2 separate regions of the Mus musculus genome follow, and region 1 is linked to region 2. Evidence: chromatin loops called from intact Hi-C (ENCODE). Cell type or tissue: left cerebral cortex. All regions are shown on one strand.

What was found. A loop is a pair of places that touch in the nucleus more often than their neighbours do. Peaks named below come from ENCODE experiments on the same cell type or tissue, not always from the same donor. Only the 100,000 strongest peaks of a DNase experiment are listed, where the experiment ranks them.
Region 1: a loop joins it to region 2, with 3.0 times the contacts of the local background. A loop is called at or near these places in 1 of 42 quality-filtered maps.

Annotation. Positions count from the first base shown.
Region 1 is chr11:3,630,574-3,635,573 of GRCm38, forward strand. It overlaps the pseudogene Gm11951. Among named protein-coding and RNA genes, the nearest start is that of Tug1, 16 kb to the right of the region's middle. In left cerebral cortex, a CTCF peak has its summit at 2,928; a DNase peak (open chromatin) is centred at 2,890.
Region 2 is chr11:3,384,447-3,389,446 of GRCm38, forward strand. All of the region lies in intron 2 of Limk2 (LIM motif-containing protein kinase 2), which reads right to left. Among named protein-coding and RNA genes, the nearest start is that of Gm51879, 13 kb to the right of the region's middle. In left cerebral cortex, a CTCF peak has its summit at 2,810 (motif pointing right); a DNase peak (open chromatin) is centred at 2,815; H3K27ac peaks cover 342 bases.

The DNA of each region.
Region 1 (5,000 bases), 250 kb after region 2:
TTCCCCGTTGCTGTATGAAAGAGCTCCAGCTTCTTGATATCCTTTGGTTGGAAGGTACTGCGAGCTCCTTGAGGTCACTCATTTCTTTTCTAACATGACAACTTTCTTTAATAAACCATCAAAGAAAACCTTTAGAATATGCTAGCAAGATGCAATAGAATATGGTAACATATATTATGATTATATAGTATCACAATAGTTTTATATAATCTGACATAGCCATAGGGTGACATCTGACCATATTTGCCAGCCACCATTGGTTAAAACTAGTGGTGAAAGTAACACTTCAATGGAACAATAGTATTATAAACTGAATGTTTTTCAACATTCATGTTGAAGATGTATTCCAGAAGGATTGTATTTGAAGATGAAACTTCAAGGAAGTAATAAAGATTAACTGAGGAAGAAGGGGTGACATCTTGACACAATAGGACTAGTGACATTTTAAAGAAAAGATGTCAGAAAAAAAAATCTTCATTTATATATATCAAGGAAAGTCACACCCGGACATTGCTGAGATGGCAGTTACCGACAAGCTAGGAAGAATATTTCACCAGAAACAAAAGTGACTTTGTCATCATCATCATCATCACCACAGGATTTTCATGCTCCAGAAGTTTGAGAAATGAATTTCTGTTGTTTACACCACTCAGTGAATAATCTGTGCCATGGCAAATATGAACAATAGAAGACATAGACCACTGGAGAAGAGACAGAGCCTGTCTGCAACATTCAATATTATGAGGTTGTTGAAATGCCATACAGAAGTTCTAGGAGCTTCTAGGAATATTTAAAGTATACAGATGCTGTGTATATTTTATCATTCTGTCGGCCAGTGTGGACCTGGGGAATGTATAATGTATTCTTTTTTATTATTATTATTTACTTTACATCCTGATCACAGACCCCCTCCCTTCTCTCCTTTTAGTCCCACCCCCACAAATCCCTCCCATTTAATGTATTCTAAAGTTATTCCAATAATGGTATCTGATGACTGAGTAAGAAATATCAGGTTAGATCAAGCACCTCTGAAATCTAACTTGGCCATTTCCTAGCTATAGAACTTTAGATTGGTGCCTCCTTTTTCCAGGCAGAATTTCTTTATCTAATATAGCATAGCAAGTCTTTAAAAGCAAATATAAGCTAGGCAAGGTTATGCATGCTTTTACTTCTACTTCTTAGGAAGCAGAGGCAGATCTCTGTGAGTTCAAGGCCAGTCTGGTCCACAGTACTATATTCAAGCCAGCCTTGCCTACACAGTGAGAACATGTCTTTTTTCTTTTTTTAAACAAACAAAAAAATTTAAATATCTTCTGGGACCGGAAACCTCTGTTTTTGGTCCCATCAGAAGGAGGTCAATATTGTTGCCTCCTATCCAGGCCAAGTCCTGAAGAACTTAGTGTTTCAGGGATGTGGAAGAGTTTTAAACAAGGAGACAGAGATGGGGAGATATTGATACCAAAAGGAAAAAGCAGCCATGGTGTTCAATAATATACAGAGAAGCCTCCATGTGGTGACTCTCATGGCAAGGCCTCTCAGTTTTCGAAAGTCATAATGACTGGGGTTGGGATGTGTGTGAAGGATGGTATGGGAGTAAGTGTACTCTGAGTAGAATTAAATGACCTGTAAGTATTACTACAAGAACATGAGAAACTTCCTATGCTGTGGAAGAAAATCTACCCCAGAGGTAATGCTGTGTATCTCTGAATTTAAAGCTTTCAAATTCTTATTATTATTTGTGTGTGAGTGTGAGTGTGTGTGTCTGTGTATGCATGCATACGTATGAATGCTAGACATATGTATGGAAGTCAGAGGACAACTTTTGGGAGTCAGGTCTCTCCTTCCATCTTGTTGAGGCAAGGTTTCTCTTGTTTTTGTTGTATTGCATATTCCAGGCTAGCTGGCCAATGAACTTCCAAGAGATTCTCCTATTTCTGCCCCCCATTCTATAATAGGAGTGCCAGGGCAGATGTATGCCACCACATTCAGTTTTTAAAATATGGGATCTAGAAATCAATCTCAGGCCTTAAGTTTGTGAAATAGGTGTTTTCATCTGCAGAGCCATCTATCTTTTGAGTCTTGACAGATATTGGATGCTTTTTCTTCACATGAAATTTTACCGTGCATGGGTACGAAACAGTGAGCCCTACAGGATTTGAGAACACAGCCAACACTGGAATATCCTCTCTGTTTAGACCTAGCACATAGAAATATAGAAATGGTTTCTTGTCCCATGTTGGAGGCCCATGTATGCTTTGCTCATTTTCTTTTCTTTTTTTTTTTCAGAGTTGCCACCACGTGCACTTTATTGAATCCACTGTGGACAGATATGTGAAGGTAACATTTGCATATGCATAGGGTAAAGGGTCTAGGCTTCAGCCTGGGGTGGGGGATGGGGTGGGGGGTGGGGCAGATGTGGACCTTGGAGCACAGGGCAGCTAGAATCCAGAATGGGGTGTTCTTTGTGAAAACGACTGAAAGACTACCACAGAGGTGGTAGAGAAAATAATGATGCAGATAATGACCATAAGGATGCTGAAGATCAGGGAGCTGATATTCAAGCACTTGGCAGTGGAGGCATAGGCCTGGGCTCCAATCACATCGCCCACCATCTTCCTGTCCCTCGACTTCACAGAGTAGGCATAGGCAATGAAGCCCAGGCAGCAGGTGTTGAAGAAGAGTGTATTGAACAGGGACCAGACCACATGGTCAGGCACCGACACCTCTCTGGGCATGTTGATCACGGTGGTCCTCACAACAGCTGAGTTGTTGGATTCCCCCAGCTCAGTCACCCGTACTCCTCTTTGATTGTCTCATAGCTTGGAGGAAGTCCGGCATTGGTGGGCAAGAAGGCTTGAGAATTGTGGCTCGTGGTACTGACTCTGGAACAATCGCCCCGTCTGGAGGATGGCTGCTGCTATTGCTTCACTCATTTTCTAAGTGGAAGAAATATAAGGAAATGAGAGAAGTAAGCATGCATTATGGTTTGGATATAAGTGGGCCCCAAAGCTCGTATGTTGAAAGCTTGATGGCCAGCTAGTGGTGTTTTTGAGAGGTGATTTGCTCATGAAGATTGCAACACCATTGATGAATTCATAGTTAAATGGGCTATTGGGAGATTGGGGTTTAGCAGAAAGACACTGGTGGTGTCCTTTTGCTTCAGACTCTGTGACAGGGTCAAGGGACTATGGACTAAAACATTTCTTCTTTTGGATTGCTTTTCTCATATATTTTGACATGGGGTAAAGCCGGTGCAGAAGTACAGGTGGATTGTGACTTTTGCCTCATCTTCTCTCTGTTGAAGTATATTGTGCATCAGACACAGGCTCTCACATATGCTAGCTCTTACTTATGTTAGGCAAGTGTTCTCCTGACTTGTATCCTCATCCTCTTATAACTTTTATTTTGCAACAGGGTCTCTCTGTTGCTTGCCCAAGCTGGCCTCAAACTCATTATCCTTCAGCCTCTGCCTCCTCAGTCACTGGGATTATATTTTGGTCCATCACACTCTGCTTTTGAAACTGAAGCAAGAGTATCCAGTTATCATGAAATAGGTGCACACAGATGAGATGAGGCTCTGGGAGGGAAGCTGTTAGGATAGAATGCTATTTGATTGGGGCTCTTTGCCTTAAAAGACAGAACTGGGAGAGGTCTCTATTTCCAGGCAGATATACAAACACAGCTTGAGTCCTTGTTTCCTTTCTGGGTGCCTCATGTATGAGCACACAGCAATGCACTTGGCAAAGAGCTAAGAACAACTTGGTATCAATTTACTTTTCAGCAGAAGCCAAAGATGTCTGCTATTATAGCTTTGAGGTTTTGTGAGTCCTTTTCACATACAGTTTGGTATCATTGTTAAGTTTCCCGTAGTTAGATGCATTGGAAAATCCCAAAGTGGCTGGGGGTTAGAAGTAGGAGTGAACACTCTGAGCCAGGAAAAACTGAGAGGCAATGTGACTTGTGACTCGATTTCTCCAGAGTGTGGGCACAGTCTCTTCCTCTCACCACAGGCTGCCTGCTTCAATACTCCATGCTGACCCTGTGGCTTGGATTAGTCTCCTGTGCATGTGAACATGTTCATATAGTATACTTTAAATGATTACAGTGGAAAATGAATAATGTAGGGTCTATACAGAATGTGCTACAGTATAATTATGGTAGCACAAGGTAATCTGATTTAAAATGCTAATTCAGTGCACTTCAGATGTAGTTCTAAAGACCATCATCATCTTTTGACCATGTCAGCAAGTACTTGTGACTGAAGTCAATTTCTTGTGGTCTTCACATGGAGAGAATGAGCATATGGGTCCCCACGTTCTCTATATTCAACACTTGATGAGTTCAATTGTCTGTCTTTATTCCATTTCCTGGATCAATGGTTAGATCTAATTTCATCTATTGTGTCTAAAATTTAATGCCTGATGGATCAGGATGACAACTAGAGATAAAGCTGTAGAGATAAAAACTAGTCTAATAGTCTAGAATTATAACTTTTTTTTTTTTTGGTTTTTAAGAGACAGGGTTTCTCTGTGTAGGCCTGGCTGTCCTGGAACTCACTCTGTAGACCAGGCTGGCCTCCAACTCAGAAATCCACCTGTCTCTGCTTCCCAAGTGCTGGGTTTAAAGGTGTGTGCCACCACTGCCCGGCTATAACTTAACTTTGATTCTTGTTGCTGTTCAAGTACAGAAATTTTTCTTGGAGATGGGTTCTTAATGTGTTGCTAGGTTTTCTTTGAACTCAATCCTCTTTAATTAAAAAATATGTATATGAATGTTTTGCTTCCATGTGTGTATGAGCAACTGTGTCGATGCCATGGAGGTCAAAAGAGGGTCTATGCCAGTGATCAGAACCAAACCCTGGTCCTCTGGAGGAACAAACAGTGCTCTTAATTTCTGAGCCATGTCTCAGGCTCTTCACAACACTCTTGCTTCACTCTCTTAAGAAACTGGGATTACAGGTATGTGCCAAGGCAGCAGGTTCTACCTGTGGCTTTTTGTTT
Region 2 (5,000 bases):
ACGCGCATCTTTAACTCTAACTCCAAGAGATTCAACCCCTTCTTTTGGTGTCTAAGGACATCTCCACACATGTGGTAGATACACTAATACAGACACACGTAAATAAAAATAATAAAAATAAATAAATCTTACGCAGGTATGGTATGGACACCTTTAATCCCAGCACTTGAGAAGCAGAGGCAGACGATCTCTGTGAGGTTGGTGTCAGCCTGGTCTGCAGGGTGAGTTTTAGGGCAACAAAGGTTACACAGAGAAACCATGTCTCACAAAACAAAACAAAAGCCACCAACAACAACAAAATCCCAACTAACTAAATCTTAAAAAGAAAGGAGGAAGAAGAGGAGGAAGGAGAGGAAGGGGAAGAGGAGGAAGAGGAAGAGGAGGAGGAAGAAGAAGAAGACGACGACAAGGAGGAGGAGGAGGTGGTGGTGGTGGAGGTGGAAGAGGAGGAGGAGGAGGAGGGAAATATAAATAAACAGACCAAAACTGACAGGCTGGGCTATAAAGCATGAGGCACCAAGGACACTTGTGACACAGGCAGATGTGGGATGGTGATGTCTGTCATTCTGGAAGTCTGGTTAAAGTGGGTGAGGAGCCAGTTTAAGGGAGACCATTGCAAGTCCCAATTGAGTCTAATGTATCTAGAAGATATCTGAATGACATACTAAAGTGGGCCATGGCAGTGTTTGCCTGTGAGTTCCAGCTGCTTAGGAGGCTGAGGCACAATGATTACTTGAAAACAATCTGGGCAATACTGTGAGACTCCATTTGAAAATATAAGAACGACAAAAGGGATGTGTTAGGTAGTTGGCAGGACATGCTGGGTTAGAGCTCAGAGGGGCGCTGGGGCAGGAGGCCCTCACTTCAGGGTCTGTGTGTCGTGGACAGCAGGAATCAGAGTGTTCAGGGAGAGGAGTGCACCACAGGGCCTCACCACAGGCCTGGGAGAAAAAGAAACCTGCAATGACCAAAGAGGCTGGAGGGAAACAAGAGCGTGTGTGGATGTCATAGAAGCCAAGAAGCCAAAAGTGACAAAGCCGGACGTGATGGTTTAGGCCGACAATCCTGGCACAGGAAGCTGAAGATTGTGGATGAGGTTGTGAGGAACTTTGCATGTACAACCGATTTTAACCTGCAGAGCTCTCCTTGGTGGGGATTAGCCCCTGTGATGGTTTGTATATTCTTGGACCAGGGAGTGGCACTATTTGAAGGTGTGGCCTTGTTGGAATAGGTGTGACCTGGTTAGAATGGGTGTGTCACTGTGGGTGTGGGCATAAGATCCTCACCCTAGTTGCCTGGAAGTCAGTCTTCCACTAGCAGCCTTTGAATGAAGACATAGAACTCTCAGCTCCTCCTGTGCCATGCCTGCCTGGATGCTGCCATGCTCCCACCTTGATGATACTGGGCTGAACCTCTGAACCTGTAAGCCAGCCCCAATTAAATGTTGTTTTTTTATAAGACTTGCCTTGGTCATAGTGTCTGTTCACAGCAGTAAAACCCTAACTAAGACAGCCCTTTGCATAAAGCAGGAAGCTGTGATTTAAGTCCCTTCAGCTGGACTCCAACAGTTGTCCAGGAACACTAATTCACTTTTCTGTGCCAATACCATAACCATATCCTCTATCCTCCACTACCACCACGACCACTGCCACCACTAACTAAGTAGCCCGCAACCTAAATGCCCAGGCTCAGAACTATTGCAGAGTTTTCAATTTCGTGGAATATGAACATAATCTTATAGGCTTATAGTTCATTTATGCTTCATGCTACCCTGCTACATTCAGCCTAAAGGTAACCTTATGCAATATTTTTGGTGTAGCCATCATATGAGGTTGTGTGCATGAGGCTCATGCTAGCACTCAGAGGCAGGCGAGTTAGATTCTGGATTGGAGACACACAGCCACTTGTACCCACACACTTGTACCCACATGGCCCACTTGGGAGGCCACGCAGGATGAAGGCTAGAGGAGCCTGTGAACAGACTGATCAACCAGGCTGTCCTCTCTGCTACATCATTAAGAGCACGTATCACAGGAGCCAGAATGAATGGAGGTCAGACTGCAGTGCAGAGTCAGGGATGTTGGGTTCTGCTGTCCCTGGCTTTCTGGGTCAGTTATGGAACTGGGCTAGAACGTTACCTCTGCATCCCCAGTAGGGCCTAATCTCAGCGCCTTCACCAGCAGAGGACTCATGGAGTCAAGCAGTGACACTGGATATGAGAAGCAAGCACTGTGCCTCTGCACTATACCCACTGTGGAATTTTCAGAGTGCTTTTTTATTATTTTTATTTTTGGAAATGGGTCTCACTACATATACCTGACTGGACTGGATATGTAGATCACGCTGGCTTCTGCCCCCTGAATGCCAGGATTAAAGGCATGTGCCACCCCCACGATCTCTTCATTCAGTCATCCTTAGTTACCTAGAAAGTTCGAGGTATGCTGCGTCTGGTGTTGCGTACCTTTAATCTCAGCACTCTAGTGGCAGAGGAAGACCAATCTGTGAGCTCAAAGATAGCTGCCCCGCCCCCTCCCTCCACCTCTTCCCTTCTGCCTGCCTAAAGTCTACAAGCAAAGCAAAGTGCAAGGTTAAAGCACACTGAGGTCACATGCTGCCACATCCCAGAGTTTCCAACGGGAAGAGGTGTCTGTCCTTCCTCTCTGTCAGGCAGGCCCCAGTCAGCATTCAACAGCCAGCTTCAGTGGCTCGCCTGTTTGTGGTTTCCTCAGAGATAAACTGGATAAACAATCTTTTTCCTGAGACATCACAGGCAGTTCAGGCCTGGGCCAGCACCAGCAGTGACCAGCAGAGGGCAGAGTGGCTCCACAGCCTGCCAGCAGGAACCTAAGGCATGGAGTTGACAGCGCTCTTGCACTGGGGATGGCAAGAAGACTTCAAGGTTATCTGACACTAGCAAGTGCATGGCTCACGTTGCAGAAGCAGAAATGGGGTTAAATGACACGCCCATAATACAGGACAGCATGCCAAGACTCACAACCACAGGAGCCTGGGTTCAGATTTAGCTGGCTCTGCAATGTTAGTAGGTAACTCTCACTTCTCTAGCTTTATTGTTATTTACATCTGTGTGTCTGTTTATTTTGAAGCAGGGTCTCTCGCTTGGCAGCCATAAATCCATGATCCCACTGCCTTGGTGCTCAGACTACAGGCAGAAGCACCATACCTGGCTTGGTTCTGGCATGTGCTTTTGAGACAAGGTCTTACTGTATAGCCTAGGCTGGCCTCAGGTTCACATCACCCTGATGCAGCCTCTCAAAGTGTTAAATTACAGGTGCCTATGAAAAATCCTGGATGCTTATTTTGAAGTAGGTAAAACAAGTAACTCATTTACTGAGTTATCTTCAAGAGTAAATAAGCGACTGCTTGTAAAACAGTAAGGACCGTATCTGGCATGTTTGTAGTTCCCAGAACTGTAACTAGGATACCACACCTAGATGGGAACAATTAATATGGCTTGGCACTTCCGAGGTACCCGTTGCCAGTAGATTGTTATCCTACAGCTTCTGATTCTCTGTTTGCTGCACCCTGCTGGACTCACAAATGGAGCAGACACAGTGTGCGCCTGATGGGACCATCTTCCACTGGCATTTGCCTTACCCCAGAGGACAGACACTGACAAAGGCTTCTTATAAGATACAGCTCAGTCTGTGCTTATCACCCTGAGAAAGGAGGCCAGACAGTCACCAGTGCCCTAGAGGTGGTAGGTTCCCTTTGTTAAGGGAGCTAGGGGCCAGATCCCACAATAGCAGTTCCCTTCAGGGCTGTGGAAGACTGACAGGCAGTTTCTCCTTCTTCTAGGACCCCCGCTTAAAAGGCTAAACTTCCCCATAAAAGGCAACCACTAGCTGGAAAGAGCACTGACTGCTCTTCCAGAGGTCCTGAGTTCAATTCCCAGCACCCACATGGTGGCTTATAACCATCTGCAATGGGATCCAATGCCCTCTTCTGGTGTGTCTGAAGACTGCATACACACACACACACACACACACACACACACACACACACATATATATATAAAATAAGTAAATCTTTAAAAAAGGAGGAGGAGAAGGAGGGGAAGAGGAGAAAGAGGAGGAGGGGGAGGAGGAGGAAGCAGAAGTAGCAGCCACTGGGAAACAAGAAGTCAGGTTGTGGTGATACATCCTGACAACCAGCTACTCCAGAGGCTTACACAGCAGGGTCTCAAACTTGAGATTAGCCTGAGAAGCGCATAGCTTGGACAACTTGGTCTCAAGATAGAATTCTATAAGGACCAGAGTCTCAGCTCAGTGGTAGAACAAACACCTTGCCCAGTATGTGAGGCCCTGGGTCCAATCCCCAACAATGTAAACAACAAAATCCTCGAGAGGCTAGATGAGGTTAGGATATGCACATCTGTAGTCCCAAAGCTAAGGATACTGGAAGGATTCTGAGGCTAGCCTGAGTTACACTGCAAAACTCTACCTCAAAATTTTAAAAGGACTAGAGTGTAGCTCAGTTGGCAGAATGCTTGCATTCTATGCAGCAAAACTCTTGCTCAATCAGCACAGCATAAGCTAGGCCTGGTGGCACACACCTATAGTCCCAGCACTCATGTAAGGGGAGGCAAAGAGGATCAGAAAAGTTCAGGCTCGTCCTCAGCTACATGCACAAGTTCAAAGCCAGCTGGGATATGAGAAGGTATTAAAAAGAAGGGAAGAGGGCTGGAGAGATGGCTCAGTGAGTAAGAGCACTGATTGCTCTTCCAGAGGTCCTGAGTTCAATTCCCAGCAACCAAATGGTGGCTCACAACCACCTGTAATGGGATCTGATGCCCTCTTCTGGTGTGTCTGAAGACAGCTACAGTGTACTCACATACGTTAAATAAATAAATCTTATATTAAAAATAAAAAAAAAAAAAGAAGAAGGGGAGGGAAAAAAAAGAAGGGGAGGGAAGGGGAACAAGACAGACAGATGGGACAGTAGGGCCACCATTCACAGTTCCACAGGCTAACTTCAGCTGT